2 separate regions of the Mus musculus genome follow, and region 2 is linked to region 1. The links are chromatin loops, found by intact Hi-C in ENCODE. Cell type or tissue: heart. All regions are shown on one strand. Each heading gives the region's core, and the rest is flanking DNA. Links, peaks and the distances in the headings are about the cores only. Region 1 holds the start of 4930548G05Rik (a long non-coding RNA gene). Region 2 overlaps Tmem132c (transmembrane protein 132C).

Region 1 (9,675 bases), core at 2,355-4,854:
TATGAGAGGGTTTCTAAATTGCTTTACCTGTGGAGGGAAGACCCACCTTGAATGTGGGCAATACCATCCTGTGGGGTGGTATCTCAGACTGAATAAAAAGGAAATAGTGAGCTGAGCACCAGCATCCATCTCTCTCTGCTTCCTGACTGTGGATACAATGTTACCAGCTGCCTCACGCTCCTGCTGCCATGCCTCCCTGGCTCCACCACGATGAACTGTATTCCTTAAAACTGTGAGCCAGGATAACCCTTTTTCTCTCTTAACTTCCTTCGGTCAAGTATTTTGTCACAGCAATGACGGTCCTAAACTCGGATCTTTTCTCCTGTGGTAGACAGGAGCTCTAGGGAGGATGACTAAGGCAGTCTGTTAGGAGTTGTTGACTTTCAGTACAGCCTTCAGGGAAAGTGCAGTTGTGGGGGAGGGGACAGGTTTCATGATGATGAATGGAGGTAGGCAAGCAGAGGACTTTTAGGAAAATCCACAGTGAGAAACAAGGCCAGGCCTGGGTAGAGTGTGGCCCCAGGGGCAGCCGAGGATGCCAGGGGGTGTGGTGAGAACCACTGGATTTATCTGGGGAGGACTGGATGTGTCTGGGGAGGACTGACTCACAGTGGGATGCAGAAGGGAGGAGGGAACAATTGATAGATCTGTGCTATTGTGAGAGCGTCTTGAGCATCCGTGTATCTGAGGTTTCTCTGTATGGAGTTGGGGGGAAATTCTAGCAGCACAGGCCGCCGATTAGGAAACAGGCTCATAGAGAAGGTTACACCATTGCTGTGAAAATCAACTTTCCATTCAGAGAGTTGGTTCTGCTAGTGAAAGGCTAGCCCTAGGACCTGAGTTCAAGCCTCAGGACAACACAGCAGAAGGATAGATCCGACTCTCACAGGCCAGGTATCCTCTGACCTCCACACATACACCACACGGATGTACCTCAAGCATCACAAATGAAATGTAAGATCAGTTTTCTAAACATTTGATGTCCCCTGCTGTGAGTTACAACACCACTTAGTTGATACCAAGTCTGATAACTTGTCTCCATGAAGCAAGCTCTAGGCTGAGGAGGAGGGATGCAGAGGCTGGAACATAAAACTAGGACCTTCTCCCTCTCCTCTCCCTCCCTCCCTCCCTCCCTCCCTCCCTCCCTCCCTGAGTGACAGAAGAAGCCCTACCTTGGACCACACAGTAAGGACACAACTATTTAGGGACCACCCTCTGGGCACTTAGTGGTGCCCCCTGGCTCATTTCCCTGTTTACTGGATGATTCTTCTCTCTGACGTTTCTCCAGCCTGCTCAGCTCTGTATTCCCAGCCCTGCTAGAAGCTGTGTGTGCAGGGCAGGCCACTATCTCCAAAAGAATCAGGCCTGGACCTATGGATTAAGTGTCCGTTTTACTGATGATGAATCTGAGAAGGAAATGCTTTGTCTTTAGCTCATTTAGTGAGCATTGCTGATGGTGATGATAATTCTGCAAGCACCCGGGGTGAACCAGAAGACTCTTGTTAGAGAACTTATTTGAGACAGGTGGGGGGTCTTTGTGCAATTCCTTTCACTACTTAGAGAGTTCTTTTTCCAACATTAAAACATGATTATTCTATGACAGTGTTACTGACAGACTCCCAGACCCTCATGCTAACTCGGTCTCTAAATAGCTGACTATCTCTTGATGGGAATGTGGGCTTGGCTTCTCCAGTGAGGTGTAAGGTGTACATAGCTCCCACCTGTGAACACACCAGATTCCTCTCTCTACCCTTCCCCAATGTCCCATATATGCCTGTTGGATACATCACTTCTCTTCTTGCCTTATCCCATAAAATGTACAGAGCTAATACTCTGCTCGCCCCTTGATTCAAGAGAGACTGATGTTCATTTACTATAGGAAGCAGGTCGGTACACTCGAGATTAGTTTACAAAGATGAACGATGATGCATTTCTTTAAGTGCATTTTCTGCATCACCGTCATCACCACCACCACCATCCTTACCAGCTTCACCATCTCTTGTTCAGAAGTATTTGGACACGATTAACTTTACAGTGAATCCTTTCAGATAACGGATGGAGAACGGAGGGATTTTTGTCCAGTGTCCGGAAGCTGCAAAATGTCAGAGCTGGGATTCTAACCGGAGCACTCTGGCTAGAGGACTCCTTCACTAACTAAACTGTCCTCAGCCATTGTTCTTCACATTCCACTGGGGCCTTCTTAAGACGTTGATTCTCGCTCTGTGGAGCTGAAGGTCTGCTGGCCTCTTCCCTGCATTTCTCAAAAGCCTCCAGGTAGGGTGGGGTGGTCCGGGGAACAGGTCCTTTGATTAATAATTTCTTTATCTAGCTCCTTACCTACTTAGTTACCTTCCCATTATCCGAACCACAGTTTCCAGAAGTTTCATCAGAGCTAACTCTTTTCTGCTTTTTAATAAGCCACCACACTGAGCAAACCGATCACGTGACGTCTTCTCAGAAACAGGAGACTGGACTGTTTTTGATGAAGTCAGCTCAGAGTACTTACCCAGTGCATAGTGGGCCCAGTGTTTGGACAGGACTGGTCAAGTCACTAGCTATCCCAGCATCAGGTTCCTGAGGAACCCCAAAGAACAGTTTCCTGCTAAACACTGAGGAACCTAAAACATGGGAAGAGGGACAGACGTCTGGACTTGGAAGTCAGCAGGATTTGAGGATTACCTGTTTACTGCACCATAGTGTAACCCATTTCAGCCCAGACACCTGCCACGGATGTGTGTGGAGTGACATTCACCTAGCTATAGCCCTGGTCCAAGGGATCATGGGATTCTGCAGGCAGGAATGACTGTTTATGACTGGTCGTCTATTATTTCTTAAGTAACTCTTGAGTGATTATGATGATCAAGGCCCTTGCCTGCAGGGAGCCCCCCTGGGAGAGCAAGGCATATAAAGAGTGATCTGGATAAAACCAGTTAGAAATTCCAGCACTGAGAGAGGAGGTTGCCAGTACTGACCCGGAGTGGAGGAGTTAATGGCGGCTGGTGTCTTCTGAAATAGGGAGAGTGATTCAGCCCCCATGTACATAGAGGGCACAAATTGAACTTCATGGGCTGTAAAAATATAAAAAGAAGGACATGGAGTTGAAAGGAAGATGTGTTGGAAGGAGGGTGCAAGTTGGAGGCTGGGAAAGAGGGAGGGAAGGAAGGAGGGAGGAAGGGAGGGAGGGAGGGAGAGAGGTGGTTATGACTCCGGACATATTAGATGCACTCCATTTCATAATCCAAGCAAAGTCTGCACTAACTCTTCAGGCTTCAGTGCCGAGACCCCCAAGGTTTACTGTGACACCGATTTCGCTCTGTTTTCTGATGGCTTTGCTTTTGTTTCTCAACGGAACACTCACAACTCATAAAAACCTACGTTTTGAATATTTATTGGGGAAAAAATCAGTTCAAACATAGCCACCGATACGACATTACACAGCACAATTATAATCTGTCAGCTCCCCTCCCAGCAGGCAATGAAGGCAACTGGGTTATGACGTCGCTCGTCAACCGTAGATTTATAAGGGACACGTGTAACCCGTGGCCTAGGGCAAGCTACTTGCAACCACATTTCTTCGACTCAAAGAACCTGTAAGCTTTAGTTAGAGCTACGATATCGCTCTTAATGTCCCGCAAGACTCTGGTAGCCTGTTTAAAAGATTGAGCTTCGAAGGAACCCCACTAAAGTCGTGCTGTTTTGACAGCTGGAACAAGGCAATGCAATTGCCCTTAATTCGTGTGAGGAATAGTTCAGATCGAAACCCAGCCAGCCCGCAGACAGTTCCAGGGTCAGCAGCGCCCCCTAGTGGCAATGACTGCCGTTAGCTGCAGGCAAGGGGGTGGGGTGGGGGTGGATCACAGAAAAGGTTCAGATTTCTGGGTCTGCGCAGAGTGACACTTCAGAGAGGGGTCTCCCAGTTCAGTAGTACCAAACTTTGTCCCTGAGAGGCAGTTCTGAGCGTCACTGGCCCTTTATGTCGGACTCAATAAGAGGGCCTTGGGGAGGCCCATCCCTAAAACGCTTTAGGAGACAGTGGTTACTACGGTAACCCCGGTATAGAGATCAAGGTTCAGGATAGCTGGACCAGGAGCAAGGCAAGAGAACGAGGAGGGAATGGGGTTTCTTTCGTAGTCTGTTGGCTCATAATACAAGCAGGGACCAAGGATTGTTTCTGTGGTCTTTCTATTTAGTGATGGGCTCCGTTCCCATGCTATAGTATTAGGCCAGGTTCTGTCTGAAGCAAAAACAATAAGCACATAGGTTGAGACCCTGAATGCTGAGGGAGAGATGGAGAAAAATGAACCAGAAGGGGGCGTCGGAGGATAAGCAAAGCCCACCTCCCGGCTTCCTAGAAGTGCTTGTGAGAGACTCAGGAGGAGCCCAGCTTGATAACAGACTGAACTGTGTAGCCACAGGGGGAGAATGGCCACAGGGGGAGAACGAACAAAGAGCGGTGACCAGGGAAGGTGCATATTCTGGTGAGCATAAACGAGCACTTTCCTGGACCTAGCCAGGAAACACCAATGAATACTGCATGAAATATAAAGCAGGCAGCCACCTATAGATGGGAGCTGACACTTGGAAGAAGGAAGAGGCACAGAGGGAGTTGGCCTCTTGTCATCAGTACCTTTCTCCTAGCAACCAGCTGCTGCAGGTCCCAGGAAGGGAGAAGAGCAGAAGCCAACCCTTTAAGGCTTAAAGGGCCAGGGACAGAGTTTGGCATCAATTAAAGTCCCCAAAACATAAGGAAGAATTTGAACAAAGAAACAGCGGGAAGACAAATGAATTCCTGGATAGACTTTTTACAAGTCCTTGAATGATTCACGGTTCAATTTGCATGGGGAAGATCCCAGGACGTGTAGCTAAAGGGCATGAAAGCTGGGTTGACGATATCCAAAACCCACAAGACTTTTCATAACTCAAATAAATTGTACTAAAAAATTGGAAAAGAAAATGAATGCTATTCTGCTGCATATAAAAATACTGAGTCTCTGGAATGACTATTTTGGTAGCAGATAAAATAGACTAAACAAAGGAAATATAACCAGGTACAAAGATCTGTCAAGGGGCTGGAGAGATGGCTCAGTGGTTAAGAGCATTTGTTGCTCTTACAGAGGACCCAGGTTCAATTTCTAGCACCCACTTGGTGGCTCACAGATGTCTACAACTCCAGTTCCAGAGGATTCTACCTTCTCTTCTGGCCTTTACAAGTACTACATGTATCTGGTGCACAGACACTCACTCAAAATACAAAATAAACAATTTTAAAAGACTTATATTGTTGTATAATGTGAAAAGTGTCAAGTGGAGGGGATTATATAATATCACAAATATACACGAACTCAGCAACAAAGGCTCAAACCACATCAAACAAAAATAGAACAAAATTAAGATGGGAACATTGTAAAATTCCTGCTGGAGAATTCAAACCCTCACCACCAGTAATGAAAATAATAGTTCTCTCCCATATGTCTATCATCCATTGCCTATTTATCTATCCATCCATCTATCATGTCTCACCATATTTATATATCAACATATGTGTATCTATCTGTCATCTATAAATCATCTATTTCCCATCTATACTTTACATATCATCTCTCTATGTATCAATACATATCACCTATATCTTAATCATTTCTGTCTACCTCTGTGTGAGCAGACACAATGATTTGTATGCTATTATCAAATACTTTCATTCAATTGATAATCAGAAAACGCCACCTAGAAGAGCCAAGAAACACAAGTTGTTTGTAAGCACACATGGCAACCTCTTTTTTAAAAACAAAACAAAACAAAAAAACAATGGTGAGCATCTTTTTTTAAGAAAAAGACTTATTTATTTTTAAAGATTTATTTATTTTATTTATATGAGTACATTGTAGCTGTCTTCAGACACACCAGAAGAGCATATTGGATTCCACTATAGATAGTTGTGAGCCACCATGTAGTTGCTGGAAATTGAACTCAGGACCTTTGGAGCAGCAGTTAGTGCTCTTAACTGCTGAACCAGCATTCAGCGAGCACACAAACAGTGATTTAAAAGGCTCCACATGGTTTAGGACGTGCTACCTGCCAACCCCTCCCTACCCCAAGAAACTCATAATAATATCTTGCAAGAGCAGAGAGTTTGGAAATCAGTTAACTTTTAACTAACTTACAGTCCCAAGGGAATGTAGACATGATTTTAAAGTGCAGGACGACGGATCCAGACAATGGCACCTGTAGAAGGTGTTGTGGAGTAAAACCTGTCAGGAAAGGAACTTGCAATTTTTAATATTTTATGGCAGAAAGGCAAGACCTAAAATCCTTGAAATAGAGCTCACCCTGAGAAGACAGTAGGACATTTACAGAAAACAGAAAGAAGGGGAGAAAACAGAAGAGGGGGAAATTATTAAAAACAAAACAAAACAGAAAAACAATTCCCCCAAACAGAAAGTCAACAAAGCTTAGAAAACAACAAAACATCCAAAGTTATAACCACCCCTTCCACCCCGCCACCCCCGCCCCTGAGAATTGTGGTGAGGTAGTTCCTTTATGCCTAGTTTCCTATGGTTCAGCCAAAATGTTTCTTTTCTTAAAAAAGGAAAGAAGAAACTAATGCATGTTTCTTTTCTTAAAAAAGGAAAGAAGAAACTAATGCTTTTGTTATTTATTGTAGGTGAGTGTGTGTCACACAGTGTACCGGGGAGGTTAGAGGACAACTTGCAAAAATGTGTCCTCTTTCTCCACCCTGTGGGCCCCGGGGATTGAACTCAGAGCTTTGGGCTTGGAAGGAATTGCATTGCCCACTTGCTGTTATCTGACCTCCCAGGGTTCTGTTTATAGGTAGATCAGGGATTAGAGTGTCAGGCTTCCCTGAGACTACTTGTCATGGCAGGAATCTAGACAGAGATGAGGGGAGAAGAAGAGAGAGCCTGTTTACACACTTTAAGGACACAGTAGACTTTACCCACCTGCAGGTGCACTGTCCTGTCCCATTGTGCAGATGATAAAACTGAGGTTCAGAGACTGGCAGCCTCTTGCCTCAGAGCACACAGCTGAGTTGGCACAGTGAGCCTTGGTCTGTTATGCAGCTATATGGATGCTGGGTTTGTGTGTCTGTGTGTCTGTGTGTCTGTCTGTCCTTTCCTGAGGTACTCTTGAGCGAAAGTTTGATATAGCGGACAGGTCTCAAATTCCAACTCATTTGCACTGTTACACCACATCTAGACACCACCATGAAAGAGAAATGACCCAGCAGAGCCTTGGATGTCTGTCCAAGTGGCCCGGGATTGCCAACTCCACAGGGTCAGCCTGTGCCACAAATCAGTCATCAGAACTGCAGGCACCAGCCAGCTTGCTCAGCTGTGTGGGGCTCCGAGTTCAGTCTCCAATTTCTTATCTTCTCTGGGTCCCATCAGGTCATCCATCTGCTCAGTTGGTGTGGCCTTGTAACCGGGTGAATAGAGCATCCTTTAAGGTGCCCTTAGCTATGGTCTCTAGCGTTTTGCGATCTTCCCCTGATTAAAGGTGGGCTTTGTGTACATGACTATGTAATCAGGGGTGTGAGCCCAGCTCCTATCTCTTTTAGGACAATCACTAATAACGTTTAATAGACAACGTTCTGAATGAGGGAACAGGCTCCGTCCCGGGGGTTTGGTTTTAGGGTTACATTATACACACAGCTTCCTTTCCCTATGAGTTACAGAGCCGAACTGTGATTCAGTCCTTTCCAACCGTACAGAGACGAGAGGCAAAGCAAGCATGCAAGGTACCCAGCGCTGGGCTCTGTCTCAAGACAAAAGCTCTCCACTCCATTACACAAACCAAACCGGAGTGGAAAAGTCCTTGCTCCCATGAAAAGGGAAGTTCCCATTGGGTCAATATGCTGAGGTACTTCATGAAATAGAAATCTGATCAAGGACCGTTTTGCTCAGACGGCTCACGAGCGCACGGAAATCGCATTACCTGTCTGACCTCGTTAAGCGTCCTGCTGGCAAACGCAGAGAGCAAGATGCTGCAATTTGCTGAGCGAGTTGGCCTTTTGAATTCAGATGTGCAGAGCGAAGCAGCAGGAAAACTAAGTCTAGAATAGGTGGGTGGAGCCAGCTAATATAGGTGGGTGGAGCCAGCTATGGGTGGGTGGAGCCAGCAGCTGAGTCCAGAATCCAAGAGAATGGTGTCTTCCCTCTTCTCCAAGGGAAAAAGAGAATGGGCCAAGAGACAGGGGTTTCACTTCCTCTGTTTAAGAATGCATACAGCCCATGTTGGGGTTATCATTCACACTGGGGTTTCTGTGACCTAACAGAAGTACCATGGCATAGGAAAGGGTTATTGTGATTTCAGATGGTCTAGCCTGTGGTGAATTGGCTTCATTCCCTGGGACAAGGGACAAAGATCCCCGTGGTGATAGAAGTATGTGGCAGAGGAGGCTGTTTGTTGACAGACTAAGGCCCCAAAAAGTGACTTCCAGATCTTAATCCTAGGTATTGTCCTTAGACCGAGATACTGGCCCATGATTGTATTATATTCTTTGATAAATAGAAGCTTCGAGCTATAATTATGCTTGCTAGGCGGTTGGTTCCAAGTTACACTTAAAAGTGGTCTATCTGACATGAACACAAGCCCTTGGAGAGCCCAGCACTTCCCTGTGACTGAGGCAGAAGAGAAGTGTGGATTTAAATCTATTTATTTTTAATATTGCATGATGATTGTTTGAAAATCAAATCTAATAGAAACTATTACCGGGCTTCTCCCTGAGCCTCTAGAGCCCACCCTCTGTCCACAAACAATCAGTGGTTCCATTGTCTGTGGGAACAAGTGGGGAGATCCCACCAGACTCCTCCTTCACAGCTCTTCCTCATGGGCCAGCCTCCCTGTGGCCTTCAATGGTAGTGAAGCAAACTTTGTCACTCACTGAATGCACCTTGGTGGGAACCAAAGGGAAGGACCTGTCCCCTACCTAGCCTCAGGTAAGCACTTGGTCTATGTTAGCCCAAAAGTCCTGGCCCTGAGACTCTGATTTTTTTGTTTTTTAAATTGAGATGTAACTTGCAAACTCTTTAAAAGTGCCCATGAGTTCATTGTCAGTATTGTGTGCAACCATCACCACAATGCTGGCTCAGAACACTCAACACTCCTCAGAGAAAGTCTCCCAGCCAGCCAGCCACCAGCCAACCAGGTGGTCCTTTCTTCTCTACTCTCCAGAGCCTGAGGCTACCTCTTAGGCTCTTCCATGGGGCAGGGGTGTGAAGGATAGGTATGGGGAGTGTGTGAGGGGCAATCAAACTAGGGCTGGAGAAATGGCTCAGGGAAGTGTTTGCCTTCCAAGCCCGAAGACCTGAGTCCAATCCCCACTGCCATATTAAGACAAAAGGCCAGGATGTGGATGCATGCCTGCATTCCCAGCCTTGGAGAGGCAGAGTCAGTTGGACGGATCCCAGGGGCTTGCTGACCACCTCTCCTGGTCTTCTTGGTAAGTTCCAGGCCAGTGAGAAGCCTGTCTTATAAAAAATAAAGGTGCAATGTCCAGGGTTCATGTTCCATATGCATGCAGAGGCGTGTGAACATACACTGATCCAGCACACACAAAGGATCAGACATCAGACACCACATTGTTGGTGTGACTAACTTTAATTCACATGTTTTAGGCTCTCTCTCTCTCTCTCTCTCTCTCCCTCTCTCTCTCTCTCT
Region 2 (9,675 bases), core at 2,504-5,003, 100 kb before region 1:
TTTAGGAGTGGCAGCTGAGTTTGTGCCTCTGCCGGCCTCCACTCATTCTGTAGGGTAATGCCTGTTTGTGTTTGTTTTGGTTGTTTCTTTTCAACTGAGCAGCTTAGCTGAAATCACGCTTTGGTTCTACAGTCTGGCCAGAGCATGTCAACCAAGCAAGCATTCCGGTTGATACTCTTCATGGCTCAGGAGATACAGCCCCTCAGCTAATCCACACATGTCGCTATGGGGGTGGGGAGCATTGCTTAGTGAGGGGAAGACTGAAATCCAAGGATGCTTGAAGCACAGCAGAACTATGCAAATGGTGAAAAACGGGAACATGGCTTAGCTTTCTCTCTCCCTGGGCGCCTGAGTCCTTCCTGCCTTAATTATGTCTTTATGGGCGATTTTTCCTCCTGGAAAAACTCATTCAAGCAAGCCAAGGATACACACATGGGAGGGACTAACTAAACTCCACAAAAGCAAGGCGGGGAACAGAAACCCCCTGTGGCTGGAGAGAGAAATTCCTTTTGAACTGAGGAATGCTAAGGTGATTGTGGGCACAGGGGGCCTTTGTGTCATTAATCTGACCTGCCTTTATCTGACTGGATTCTTCGCAGTCAACTGGGAGGCTCTGCACCATGGGAAACTGCTGGGGAATTCCTTCTGAGGGCCTGGCTTGGAGCCCTGGTACTAGATGTGTTTCAGTTTTACTTAATTTCACTGCTATAGAAAAAAAAAATGACCAGCAAGTAGCCAGCAAAATGAACCTACATGTACCTAAGTAAACACAATACTCACACACACATGGATAAATAGCTACAAAAGACACACAATGACATGTATACAGATACATATATACATATAGATACAGGTATGTACACATACACCATGCTTATGAGTACACACATAAACAAACAACGGCATACAGACATATACAACTCATGTACATAGATATATACACACAGCTACATATGCACACAATTGCACAAAGTAATGTACATGTGCAGGCATACATATATACATACAAACACACATGCAGATAGCATACACATATACACACATATGGCCATGTATAGACACACATACAGATGCACACGGGCATATATACCTGCATATACACACACACATGCATATATATATATATATATATATACACATACATGTACACATGTACACATGTATAGACATAATGCAGATATGTTCAGGCATACATATATATACTCACAATGAACACATATATAGACACAAATGTGGATACATATGTACACATGTAAACACACACAGATATACATACTAGTGCATGTACAGAAGACACACACATATAGAAACACAAACTACCTGTTTGAGTTTCTTTCTTTTTTAAAAACTTTTTTAAGAACTCACTTTAATTATTGTATATATGTCTGTTTGAGGGTGTCAGGTTCCCTGGAACTGGAGTTACAGATAGCTGTGAGCGGCCATGTGGGTGCTGGGAATTGAACCCAGGTTGCCTGGAAGAGCGGTGCTCTTAACTATTGTGCCATCTCTTCAGCCTCAATAAAACACTGTGAGAAATGAAACCTGAGGGAGAGAGGGGTTACTCTGGGCCCTAGTTATAGAGGCAGAAGCAGGGAGGGCATGGTGGTCAGAACAGGAGGCTGGCTGGTCACATTTTATCCACATTCAGGAAGCAGTGGGCCAGCTGAACAGGCTCCCACACATGATCTTAATGACCCACCTCCTCCAGTCGGACTCCGCCCCTTAGAGATTCCCAGAAGCCCCCAAACAGCGCCATCAGCTGAGACCAAGTGTTCCAACACATGAGCCTGTGGGAAAATCCTTCTCACTCAAATCACAACACCCCAGACAGTGAAAACACTGTCACACATTTTAGCAGAAAAATATTAACAATATAAATATTGTTAACAACTTTTGTTGTTGTTGTTGTTGTTGTTGTTTTAAGATGGGCTTTCTCCTCTGTGTAGTCCTGGCTATCCTAGAATTGACTTGGTAGACCAGGCTTGGCCTCGAACTCATGTCGACTCACCTGCCTCTCCCTCTCAAGGGCTGGAAGTAAAGGTGTGTGCTACCACACCTGGCGACATTATTTCTGCCAATACTTCTGCTGGATGCTTAGGAGGAGGCATCTGAGTGTCAAAATGGCAGGGTGCGTGTGATCATGCGTGCCGGATCATTAATGGGGCGGGGAAGGAGCCTGCCTGCCACTCCGTTCTTAGAAGTTCCTGGAGGGCTTCCCACAACTAAAAGCAAACTGGAGAGACAGCCTGCTTGGTTTACCAACTGCTTTCCAGGAAAGCCTAAGGACCTGGGTTTGGATTCCCAGCAGCCACATAAAAAGCCAGGCATGATGGAGTGTGCCTTTAACCCCAGCGCCAAGGGCACAGACAGAGGATCCCTGGGGCTGACCAGCCTCTCAGTCTAGCCAAAAAGTAAGCTGCTCCCTAAGTAGCGAGAGACCCTCTTTGAAGGCACAAGGCGGAGAGCAACAGATGTCACCTGGCAGTGACCTCTGACCTCCATACACAACTGCACACACTCATGCACATGCAAGTGAACTGGAAAAGGTGCAGTTGATGCAGACTGGTGCCACGGAGTAGCCGCTAACCACAGGGCAGGATGGGAGTTTCAGTTGTCTCCAATTAACTCAAAAGAAAACTTTGGTCTCCTGGGCATGAGGGCTGCTTCTGGGAGTGGCCATTCCTCCCCTGCAGATGCTGTCTCCTGATCATCGGGTTTGTATTCAGCCACACAGATTTCAGATCCCCTTATATTTTACAAAGCAGCAAAAAATGACTTTGCCCAGAGTGGCTGCAGTTTTCAAGGAAAAGCCTTTAACTTTAACTTCATAAAATCGGGAAGAAGGCTCTGCATTTCCTACGGGCACGCGCACACACACACACACACACACACACACACACACACACACACACACGTGTGGAGCGCTGTAAAAAAAAAAAAAAAGAGTCTGGGGGGACTGTGGAGCTCAGCCTCAGAGGATTACAGAGTGATGGTAGGTTGCCCAGCAACGAGGAATGCACTTTACCAAGACAGTATTAATGCATTATTTGGGTGGCTAAAACTCACACACACTCTCTCTCTCTCTCTCTCTTAAAAATGAACAACACAAAACAAAACAAAAACAACTGGTGTCTTTGCAGGGAGGAGTGTTGCAACAGGGCTTCACTAGACAAAGAGAGGAAACTGGAGAATGTCCCTCCTTCAGAGTCACTCAAATCTTAAGAACAAACCCCCTTCCCTTTTAAGAGGTGTGTTGGATGAAGCCTTCACATTTGGCGGCTGATTGGGAGGGGCGGGGGGCGGGGACAGGGGTGGGGGCGGAGGCTCTCCTGAGCCGTTCTCTCTGAAGCTGGTGTCTTGCTTCTGGCATTATTTCAAGCTGACAGATGTCTCATCCCTCAAAGCTGCTCTTTGTGGCTGTCCTGGTATGAAACACCCCGGCCAGCCTCCCAGCTGGACAGTTTCGTGGACTGGTGGACTGTCTGTCTTCCAGAATCTGCTGGGAACTGGGCCTTCAGATAGCAAAGCCAGAGTAGCACTCCCCACAGGGTCTACCAGAAGGGGACTAAGAAAAGGTGCCCTGTCTTTTACACACACACACACACACACACACACACACACACACACACAAACAAACAAAATAAATAAACATAGGAATAGAAATTATTATTAAATTATTTTGAGCACTTTCAAAAGAACACCCAGAGTGAACAAATGAATCCTTTGAGTGCTTAGATGAGATTCTTAAATGCTTTCTCCACAAACAGAAGCAGCCCTGGGTGACTTCCCCTGCTTAGCAGAGCTGTACCTAATAGCCTGTCCGGGCCACTTACAGGTTCAGGTATTAGATCCATCTATATGCTAAAGTACACCAACACTCCAGGGGCAAGAAGGGACTTTGATGGTCGTTCTCCAACAAGGCAGTGAGGGGAACATTTTAAAGCTGAAGGCACTTGTGCTGTTCCCAACTGAGGCCAAACACTGGTCTGCTTGCCCCCTGCTTCCTTTAGCTCTCATCCTGGATACAACCAGCAATTCTTTTCAGACACACTTTAAAGCCAGGATTTTGGCTTTTGCACCCTTCCCCCTACCAAGAACTATGGGGATCACACACACACTAGGCCCTCTACCACTGACCCTTCTTCTTATATTTCAGTTTGAGAAATTGTCTTACCAAGTCACCCAGGCTGCCTTAAAACTCACCCTGCAGCTGAGGCTAGCCTTGAACTAGTGATCTTCGTGCCTCAGCCTCCTATTGGTGATCACTGTGCCACAAGGCTTCTATGTGTGCTTTCCTGGTGGGAGGGGCAATCTTCTTGTCTAAAATGTACCAAGGTGCAGCTCTGAGCCATTGGCATGCCCTCTAAGTGCCGGGAGGGTGTGGTGTACCCTGCAGAAATGATGCAGTGAAGATGAGCTCTGGTCAGGCATAGGCTCAGAGAGTTTTCCTGAAAGTTCAATGTGAATAAATCAATAGAAAGTAGTAACTCCAGTGACTTCATATATGGAAATAGAAACAGGAGGGTCAGGAGGTCAAGAAAGTGAGTGAGTCACCAGCCAGCCTGGGTTACAAGAGACACTGTCTCAAAACACCAGAAAACAATCACAAACAACCAAACAGATGGGAGAAAGAATCATTAATATGTATACAAATAGGGTATGTACGACAGTTGATTGTGCCATGTGTGTATTTTGGTTTCTCAGAGGCTCCCATGTTTGAACATTTGACACCCCAACTGGTAGCACTGTTTTGAGTGATCCTGAAACCTTTAAGACACGGACAGGATTCAGCCGGAAGATGCAGAGGCACAGAAGTGGGGCTTGAGAGTCACAATGGGTTCACCCCATGTCTGGTCTGAGCTCCCTCTTCTGATCAGCCAAACTGTGAGCAGGCAGCCCCCTGTTCCTGTCACCGTGCCTTTTCTGCCATGATGGACTCCACCCTGTCAAAACCCAAACAAATCTTCCTCCCTTCAGTTGTGTCTACCGGGGAAAATGGCTGTCACAGGGTGACAGGAACTTGACTCCATTTCTCTTGGAGTGATGACTCTGTTTATACTAAGTCATCATTCATGTGGATGTCGGGGAACCACGGGCATGAATAACCACAGTCATGTTCTTTACCGGTGTGTCTGCACTGGAAAAGATGGGCGACCCATCCAAACACTACAATTTTATCACTATATGACCACCTGTGCCACATGTCCTGTGTATGATGACACCCAAGGCATTGTGGGTAAAATACAGAAGCACCGGGAAATGAAACAGAGAGATTTTCAGGTTTTTAACATTCTGTGCTGTGGCTTTATGTATATTTTCATTATCTTCCCATGCTGGTGACATGGACCAAGAGGCCTGCCACTCAGGCCTCTGTAGAGTCCCCAGGGACCCACTGTGCACCAGGTACCACTCTAGAAATAGAAGAAGAGCAAACAAAGAGAAAAACACACTTGTCTTTCTGGAACTTTCCCTGTGTTGGAAGAAGAGGTCAAACCAGAGGGGCGGAGGGTTGATGTAATTTCAAAATGGTCATCTGAGAAAACCTTACAGAGACTATAACAGTAAGTTGCTGGGTTCTGATGTCCTCTTTGACCTCCATGAATATCAGGCACACATGTGTGCCCAGATATAAATGCCAGCAAGACTCTCATATATGTGGAATAAAAATAAATAAATCTTTTTAAAAAAACTGATAAAAAATTTCTGAGCGGGGTGGGGGTGGGGGGATGAGCTGTCTGTTCTCTGCCCCAGCTGCAATAGTTAGGAGAGATTCATGGATCCTAGGTTTATAGCTTTTAAACTATTTACGTGTATCCCATAGCTTGAAGCATCTTCATCATGATTAAGGTAGCTGTGCATTTACACACCTAGTCAAGACACAAACACACCTATCTACCTACCTACCTACCTACACACACACACACACACACACCTCTTCTGACCAAAATTATAATTTTGTAATGCAGAGAGTACCCTGTGTGTTTCCCTCCTACCCCGTGAAACTCCGCTTCATTCCATCCCTCTTTCCAACAAACGTTACAGGTGTCTCACCTCCATCTACCAAGTCGCGTCTCTGAAGAACATCCACCCACAGCCCAGTGGAATCATGTCCCTTGTGGTAGGTGGGTAGTACTAAAAGCAAAAGCCTAGCCTGTTATCTCCTTGGGCCATCATCCTCGGGAATGCTGTGAAGAATGGTAGGATGCTCCTTTAGTTCTGTGGGTCCAACAGGTCTCTCCCACAAGAGAGAAAGGAGAAAGTGGTTTCTACAGCTGAATGCCAATACACATTGGCAGGCCTGGGGTCCATGTTGGAGCACCATGTAAAAGCCAGTGCACATGAAGAGGAGTTCAACAGGTAGAAGGTGTAGTGGCTATTCCTGGTTCTCAACTTGACTATATCTGGAATGAACTACAATCCAGAATTGGAAGGCTCACTAGTGATGCTAATCTGGAGGCTGGGAGATACAAGTTTCTGACCTGGATCTTGGTATGAAGATCTTGAGGCATGGTGGCTATGAATTCCAGAAGATTAAGATAGGGAGATCTCCAAGTTCAATGTCATCTGGGATTAATGGTGTGGTGGCATCTGGGCCACACCTTCTGCTGGAGACCTACATAAGGACATTGGAAGAAGGAAGTCTCTCACTCCTTCAACTGCTTGCCTTGTGGGACTGAGCAACTGCTAGATCCTTGGACTTCCATTCACAGCTGCTGCTGACCACTTTTGGGAGTTGGACTGCAGACTGTAAGTCATCAACAAATTCCTTTACTATACAGAGACCACCCATAAGTTCTGTGACTCTAGAGAACCCTGACTAATACAGAAGGCCAGGGAGGAAGAACGGTCTTTTAAGACAGGAGACCCTCCATACCTCTCTCAGCCTGTGGTTCATCCATTCTCTTTGGCAGTAGTAGTAAATATTACATAATTCTTTGACATTTAAAGTTGAAGGGCCAGAGAGAAGGTTCAGTGGGTAAAGGGGTCTGCAGCCTAGCCCTATGACCTGAGTTCAATCCCAGATGGCAGAAGATGATTCCTGAAACTTGTCCTCTGCTCTCCACCTGTGCCAGGAATACACACGCACATGTGTGCATGCATGAGAACACACATACACCCCCCCCCCAATAGACGTAATGAAATATTTAAACTGGTACCTACAGAAACAACAAAAAAAAATCTAGGACACATTTTAACTTGTCAGAATTTAGATAAGCTAATCGAAGAGATTTTTATCGTGAGATATATAGAAAAGTTTTGTATTCCTAGGACGACACCCAGAACTTCATTCCCTCAGCACTTTCAAAACTCAGACCCTAAGACCTCCATAAATCAGAAGAGGAAAAAAAAATGTCTTCAATGCACCTGGTTTCTTTAAGCCAGGAAATAATTAGGGCAGGCTATCTCAGGATTTCACTTACTTCCAAAAAAACAAGATCCCTAACTGATGATTTCAGCCATTCTTGCGTGATTATCGCTTCCTGCCAATTAACAGCTGCGGAGCCAACGCTGTGCAGACAGCCTCCTCCAAACAGGAAGCCAGAAAAAAACAGCACAAACCCAACTCAGAGCTCTGAAGTCCTCTCCTCACAACTCCCTAAGGCCAATGTGCTCCTGGCCACCTCTGAGCCCAGCAGCGTGTGTCTGGCCCCTAAACCATTTTCCTTCCCCACCCCATACTCCCTACCCTGCCTTCACTCCTTACCCAGTGGGCCCAGCATTCTTCCTTGCTCTCTTTGGAGCTGTTGTACCTGTTGATGACTCAAAATTCATCACCAGGCTACATTTGTTACCTTGCTTACAATGTCTGACCCAACCCCATCCCAATATGTTGCCTGGGTCTCACTCCCTGGGATCATCATGCCTTATAAATGATATGTCCAAGTCTTAAGTCCTAGTACCTGTAAAATGACCTCATTTAGAAATGCAGCCTTTGTGGGGCAGTGGTGGCGCACGCCTTTGATCCTAGCACTTGGGAGGCAGAGGCAGGCAGATTTCTGAGTTTGAGGCCAGCCTGGTCTACAGAGTGAGTTCCAGGACAGCCAGGGGTATATATACAGAGAAACCCTGTCTCGAAAAACAACAACAACAACAACAACAACAACAACAACAACAACAACAACAAGAAGAAGAAGAAGAAGAAGAAGAAAGAAAAGAAAAGAAAAGAAAAGAAAAGAAAAGAAAAGAAAAGAAAAAAGGAAAAGAAAAAAGAAATAACAGCCTTTGTGTATACACACACACACACACACACACACACACACACACACACACAAAACCAGATTCAAATTAGAAAGTCAGATTCCAGAGCCCATGATTCAGGCATCATTTGTGTGTCTGTGTATGGTGTGTGCTATGTATGTGGTATATGTATGCAGGCACACGTGCATGCATGTGCAAGGCCACGTGTACACATGTTTCTGTATACATACATGCATGTGGAGGCTAGAATCTGACATTTGGTATCTTCTTCAGTTGTTCTTCACCTATTTATTATTATTTTTTTTAAGACAGGGTTTCTTGCTGAACCTGGAGCTCACGGATACAAGTAGGCTGGCTAGCCAACAAGTCTTAGGGCTCCTCCTGTCTTCATCCTTCCGCACTGGGATTACAGATATGTGCTGCCTCCTCTAGCTTGTTATGTGGATGCTGGGAACCCAAACTCAGATCCTCATGTTTGTGCAGCAAGCAATTTACCCACTGAGACATCTTCCCAGCCCTCGGGTTTTATTTTTAAAGCTAACTGCTTGTCTGATTTAAGCCAAATCAATGAGAATGGAGGCCAAGCTGGACATCCCTCATGCAGGGCCAGCATCCTCATGTTCGTACCCAGCCCCTCTTTACTCATGTTCACAACTGCCCAAATCCTCAGCAGACAGAACCTCACCAGAGATCACACGCTCCCCTGTGAGTCCCTGGTATATTCTCCCATATTCCAGAGTGAACCTTTCCTCTGCCTTTACAATGAAACTTGACAGTCAACAAACTCCAGCCTCTGCTCCTGACTCGGGTTCGAGGTCACCTTTTGTAATCAGAGGCTCAGCTCATACTCCTCTGTCCTATGTCCAGAGAAGAAACCGTCAGCCTAGAATGTACTTCAGCCTTCCAACTTATACACAAAGTGTGTGTGGGGGGGGGGGGGGCAATTTCCCTAGAATTCTGCCTACTCCTTTATCCTATGCACAAAGGATGGGCAATCTTCCTAAGAGATGCCTCTACCCCCACCCCATCCCCTACCTCCTGCTCTATCCTATGTACAGAGAGGAAGTCATTTGCCTACAAGATGGTCAGCCCCTCTGTCCTATGCACACAAAAGGAAGACACCTGCCTAGGAATGGAGACTAACTCAACCATTTTCTCTCTAGCAGATACCACCAGTTCTTATTCCATATCCATGCCTTTCCTCCCTCACCCAGAGAGTCTGATTTGTCGAGTTCAGCAGGTGATGATAACTGCCCTGCCAATCATGAGCCCTATTCCTTTTAAGCAGGCTCTACACTTCTGAGTCTACCATGAAGGTGAAGGTGATCCTGGTCTGGTCAGATACACTTAGGGAGGTGGCTTCGATGGAAAGGCTTAGCAAGAAAGGATGAAGGAACGGGCCCCTGCTGTAACTTCCTTTCTCAACTCAGTACGTGGTGAGACAGAGGCCAGAATAAGGTTTTGATTGTGTGAGGA

Evidence for each region. Hi-C counts contacts between places; a loop is a spot of excess contacts. Peaks named below come from ENCODE experiments on the same cell type or tissue, not always from the same donor. Only the 100,000 strongest peaks of a DNase experiment are listed, where the experiment ranks them.
Region 2: a loop joins it to region 1, with 4 times the contacts of the local background. A loop is called at or near these places in 9 of 42 quality-filtered maps.

Annotation. Positions count from the first base shown.
Region 1 is chr5:127,229,621-127,239,295 of GRCm38, reverse strand. 4930548G05Rik (a long non-coding RNA gene) reads left to right here and starts at 8,762. Exons shown (of 5, transcript XR_868537.1): 1 at 8,762-8,954. In heart, for the core only: a CTCF peak has its summit at 3,803 (motif pointing left); a DNase peak (open chromatin) is centred at 3,805; H3K4me3 peaks cover 435 bases; H3K27me3 peaks cover 906 bases.
Region 2 is chr5:127,329,931-127,339,605 of GRCm38, reverse strand. All of the region lies in intron 1 of Tmem132c (transmembrane protein 132C), which reads right to left. Among named protein-coding and RNA genes, the nearest start is that of Tmem132cos, 53 kb to the right of the region's middle. In heart, for the core only: no CTCF peak of the experiment used is centred there; a DNase peak (open chromatin) is centred at 3,445; H3K4me3 peaks cover 692 bases; H3K27ac peaks cover 1,412 bases.